2 separate regions of the Homo sapiens genome follow, and region 1 is linked to region 2. A link is a contact called in ENCODE Hi-C data. All regions are on one chromosome and are shown on one strand. The core of a region is the stretch at or near the end of the contact, and the rest is flanking DNA. Distances in the headings are between cores, read along the strand shown. Region 1 holds the start of DNASE1L3 (deoxyribonuclease 1L3). Region 2 overlaps DENND6A (DENN domain containing 6A).

Region 1 (2,700 bases), core at 178-2,677, 540 kb after region 2:
CCACCTGGGTCTGAGAGGCTCGTCCAAGGAAGAACAGAGCCTGCCAGTCCTCACTCCAATCCTCCTTCCCAGTGACAGCAACAGCAGCGGCTCTGGCTCATGAATACCCACCTTGCTGCAGGCTCTGCTGGGTGCCTCAGGCACCCTGAGTTCTCTTCACCAGCCAGTGCTACAGGTGGTATTTGGATGTGGTCGCCATTTTACTAGGGGAGCTGGTGGTTCAGGGAGGGGCAGGGCCTCCCAAGCTCACAAGTCTGGTAGGTGGAATCTGGACCCAGGGCTCCTGGCCCCCCTACCACACCATGGTGTCTCAGGTTTCCTAAGGTAATAAGTACCTTTCCAGAGTCCTGGGAAAGGGTTAAGTTGCCAGCATCAAAAATTAATTAACCTGTAGGATAAAGGGAGTCAATTGACTCCAGAGAAAGCAAGCAGTGTCCCCGGACATTGGGTATATCACCCAAGGAAAGCGTAAGCGAAAGTGGAAGGAGTGGGGAAGTAGAGGAGAGGGAGAGAGGAAGGAAGGAGGAGAAGAAGAAAGAAAGACAAAGAGAGGGAGGGATGATGAGGATGGGAGAGAGAAGGAAGGAAGGAAAAAAGTAAGGAAGGGAAAGGAAGAAAGAAACAAAGAAAAAGAGAAAGGAAGAAGAAAGAAAAGACAGAAAGAAGAAAGAAAAAGGAAGAAAGAAAAAGGAAGAAAGAAAAAGAAAGAAAGAAAGAGAGAAAGAAAGAAAAGAAAGAAAGAAGAAAAGGAAAGAGAGAGAAAGGAGCTGGGCTTTGCTGGTGAAAAGGAGTAGCTGTATAAGGTTACTTCATCTTTCTTTGTTCATCACCTCTACATGGGGAGTAATAGTCCCTCTTCATAAAGATTATGAAGTGAAACCATGTGCTTATAGTGCCTGATACAGGCATTCAATAAATAGCAATAAAAATCATAATGGCTAACCCTTATCTGGAACGTATAATGAGCCAGATACTACATTAAGAGCTTTCCATTTGCCAACTCCTGTAGTCCCCCCAGCAACCCTGGAGGGAACCATTGTTATCACCCCTGTTTTAAGATGACGGCAGGAGGTACAGAGAGTTGAAGTGGTTATTGTTCCAAGCCAGCTTCTACATTCCCCCTAAGGGCCAACTTTAAGTTCCTTGAGTCTCTTAAAGTCTGCAGACAGGAGAGAGGGTGTGAGGGGTGTCTGGGATCCTCCTCCCAGGAAAGGGGCTCACCTTCACAATGACATCCATGGCATTCTTGTCTTCCTGCTTGCTTTCCCCAAAGGACCTGACGTTGAAGGAGCAGATCCTCATGGCCAGGGCGCTGTGGATGGAGAGGAGGAGAAGCAGCAGTGGGGCCAGCTCCCGTGACATCCTGGCGCTGCTCTGGCTTCAAGACTCTGTGAGAAGACAGCAGTGCTTGGAGTGCTGGATTCTGGCCACTTCCGCAGGCTCCACTGACTTATAAAGCCTGCAGATAACAGGAATTACTGGATTTCTCCTTGCAACTTTCAGTTCTCTGAGGAACTGAAGATCATGGGTTTTAATCCCCAAGGAAATACAGATACATTGGGCTAGCCTTTAAGGAGCCCTTATGTTCGTCACCCTGGTGCAGAAATTGGCATGCCTCATTTAGGCGCCATCCTCCACAAAGTCACTCATATCCCAACCGGGAGCCAGCTCTGACATCTAGTCATCGGTCTTGCGGTTGCATGCCATGTGCCTTTTCCTGACAGTGGATGAACTCGGAAGTGGTCCACCCTAGAGGGCACCTGGGGTGACGGAACCTTCTGCTGGGGGACAATGAGGCAGGAGGCATGGGAAATTCTGCTCGGTTTTCTCTAAATCACTGGGATTTGGCGGCCTGCTGTCCTCAGACACACCCAGACTGTGACTCTAATTGCCCTGGTGGTGTAAAGTAAGGTCAAGAGTAGTTTGAATTACTTAATTTTTTTAGGCAGCTTTACCGTACAAATACTAGGAGTGTGTTGCCAGAGAAAGCAATTGGGGATCTGATGGAATGGATGAGGAAAATGTCCCTGGACTCTGCGAGCAAATAGCCCGTGAAACCCATGGAGAGACCCGTGATTGAAGCTGATATTAATTTAATATTGGCGAGAGTTGTGTGACCCTGGGAGAGAAAGGTCTTGTAAGAACTGTAGGATATCAACTCAAGCAAAATGACTTTTAGAGATATGGGCAGGAAACTATGAAGATCTGTAAAGCAAAAAAAAATTAAAAAAAAAAGCAAAATCCAATCAAGGTATATTAATGGACTTTGGCAAAGACAATTCTGTGAAAAGGGTAGGGAATAAGAATAACTCCAAGCCAGCATCGGGATCTGTGGACCAACCCCTCTTGTGGTGATGGGTCTGTGGCCACAGCCACAGGGAAAATTATACATATATCCCCAACATACATCCAGGCAGCATACTGGCCAAGCATGCCAGGAATTCTATAAGATAACCCCAAATAGTACATGGAAGGAAATGGTTTCCTGAGTTCGTGCTGCAATGAATCTCCCTGTTGTCTGCAACCTAAGACCTCAGGCCTGGTTGAATCTCTGGTAAAGGTGGCTCTGGGCCGGGCGCAGTGGCTCACTCCTGTAGCCCCAGCACTTTGGGAGGCTGAGGTGGGTGGATCACTTGAGGTCAGGAGTTCAAGGCCAGCCTGGCCAACATGGTGAAACCCTGTCTCTACTAAAAATACAAA
Region 2 (2,700 bases), core at 152-2,651:
GTTGCAGTGAGCTGCGATCGTGCCACTGCACTCCAGCCTGGGTGACAGAGCAAAACTCCATCTCAAAAAAAAAAAAAAAAAAGAAAAAAGAAAAAAAAAATCTGTAGGTCATTCATAAGCCAAAAGTACTTAAAAATTTTTTTGATAATGACACATGCAGAGGCTATAAAACTAGATATAGGCTATCTAAACACCACAGAATTAACTTCTTAGCCTTGATGTATGCATGCGGGGGACTTTTCCTCTACCATCTTAGGTTCACTAACTGGGGCCTGTGAAATAAACAGACAACAGATTAACGAGAAAAGATTTAGTTCGAATGCATACAAAGGCTTCAGAGAAAAAAAGTAAAAACCCAAAGAGGTGGTTAAACTTGGGAGCTTAGATACCATTTTAACAAAAGAAACTAAAATGCAGACAAAGGAAAAAGGATTTGGACTTCTAGGGGTGGTAATCTGTGGGAAGGTAAACATATGGGTAAAACTAATGAAAGATAAGGGTTATTTTAGCAAGGCTTATTTATGCAGAATTAAGCTGGTACCATCTCCAGTGATAAAGAGTTTTCTCTGGTGATTCAGAATTTTCTCCTCTTCCTGGTATGGGAAAGGGAAGGGGTGACACCTTCACAAAAGGAAATGTATGTCCTGCTTTTAGGCATATAGGGGGAGGGTAAAGGGCTCTTTTTGCATCTGCTGTTTCTCAGTTGCCTTCAACTCAAAATAATTCTTAAGCCAAAGTGGTATATTTGGGGGTGGTATATTCTGATCCCCTTCATGCTCATATAGAGAAGTGAAAAAGAGAGAGGAGCCATGACAACCAGCTATGATCTGAAAGAGAAGAGCATCCAGCATAATTCACTGGGATTCCATGCAGAAAGTCAGTTCATTCTGCAATCCATACAACTCAGCTTACTCTGAGACCTGGAAATCTAACCCATCACAGTATATAAGAAGTGTATGTACAGATTTTATAAGAAAAATGTTAACTGAAATGAAGATACATTCCTACAAGACCTCTGCATCATTATTTCATAAATGGGTCAAAAACACCAAAATAATTCCAGGTCAGAAAAAACCCCTTACTGGGATCTCTAAAAGGCAGTATCTAATTTACCAAGATACCACTTTTCTTTCATATAGTTCACCAAAGCTGAGTTCCAAATGGATAGGAAAAAAATTCTGGAAGCATTTATACAGAAAGGAGAAAATGCTAAAAAAAATTTTGTTTAACTGTCAAATCTCTCAAATCAGATTAAATGAACTAACTAGCACAATATTAGAAGTAACCGGCCGGGTGTGGTGGCTCACGCCTGTAATCCCAGGACTTTGGGAGGCCGAGGTGGGCAGATCACGAGGTCAAGAGATCGAGACCATCCTGGCTAACATGGTGAAACCCCGTCTCTACTAAAAATACAAAAACAAAAAATTAGCCGGGACTGGTGGCAGGCGCCTGTGGTCCCAGCTACTCGGGAGGCTGAGGTGAGAGAATGGTGTGAACCCGGGAGGCGGAGCTTGCAGTGAGCTGAGATCGCGTCACTGCACTCCAGCCTGGGTGACAGAGCGAGACTCCATCTCAAAAAAAAAAAAAGGAAGTAACCACAAAAGGAAAGAAAACTAGACTGTCTCTGCTATAGGGTTATAACTGTGTGTGGCCTGAGAAGCTAAATGTTTTGGTCACTATAAGCCAAGAAAAGCTAGTTTGAAAGTGAAACACAAGAGGTAACCTGAAGGATGTCAACGATTAGGACCACACAAAAGGAAGAGCTTGAAAGAGACTAACAAAACCAAGCTCAACAATAAACAGACCCTTGTATGTTTTTTTCTATACACCAAGCACTACGCCAAGGCTTTACCTATATTAACCCATATAAACTACTGCACGTAACTTATGGCCTTGCTTCCTAACCAAATTTATCCTGGCTTTTTTTAGGTTCACTGCTTTTACAGAGTTCCTGGTAAGCTCCCAAATTCTGAACTGAAAGTAAACTACATACTATATAAACTATTTAATACATACTCCACGAATCCCAAATATACCAATGTCGCTGATTTTCAACCTCTTCACTATTTTAAGAGTTTATTGTTCCTTGATGGTTTACCTCATCACACCATAACAGTTATTTTAAGAGTTGAAGCTACTAAAATCAACGATGACATGACTAGGCATCATTAAAATAGGAATAAAAATCATTGATCTGTTTGCAATCTAATATGCTATTTCAATCAATTTTCATACATTAACAGTATAACCAGTATTCTTAGTATAAAATTAAACAGAAACACTGTATGAAAAACAGTTACCTGAATTTGAATCTGGAAAAGACAAATAGCAAATATTGGTTTTCTGAAAAAGAAAACAAAAGTGATGTATGCTGACACATACATAATCAATAAAAACAAACAGAAATATAACAGTAAACTATACAGAGCAGTATTTTTACTTACTTCTCTGTCAGTAAGTTTGGAATGCTGAGGATAAATTACCTGGAAGAAAAGAGTTAAATTTTGTTAAACATATTATAAACATTAGTTATAAACATATTATAGGCCAGGCACGGTGGCTCACGCTGGTAATCCCAGCACTTTGGGAGCCCAAGGCAGGCGGATCACTTGAGGTCAGGTGTTTAAGACCAACCTGGCCAACATGCCGAAACCCCGTCTCTACTAAAATTACAAAAATTAGCCAGGTGTGGTGGCATGC

What was found. A loop is a pair of places that touch in the nucleus more often than their neighbours do. Pooled maps may share reads with other maps.
Region 1: a map with no recorded cell type shows a loop between it and region 2 (2.9-fold over the local background). The contact joins the promoter of DNASE1L3 here to the enhancer-like site in region 2. A Hi-C loop is called at or near these places in 2 of 37 single-sample maps with no recorded cell type and 3 of 50 pooled maps.

Annotation. Positions count from the first base shown.
Region 1 is chr3:58,209,545-58,212,244 of GRCh38, forward strand. DNASE1L3 (deoxyribonuclease 1L3) reads right to left here and starts at 1,428. Exons shown (of 8, transcript NM_004944.4): 1 at 1,222-1,428. The coding sequence starts at 1,362.
Region 2 is chr3:57,669,956-57,672,655 of GRCh38, forward strand. DENND6A (DENN domain containing 6A) reads right to left here. Exons shown (of 20, transcript NM_152678.3): 2 at 2,445-2,483; 3 at 2,301-2,343. Among named protein-coding and RNA genes, the nearest start is that of DENND6A, 22 kb to the right of the region's middle. Within about 2 kb of position 1,402, at least 7 of the 41 ENCODE cell types and tissues checked have a DNase peak (open chromatin) inside an H3K27ac peak, as active enhancers do.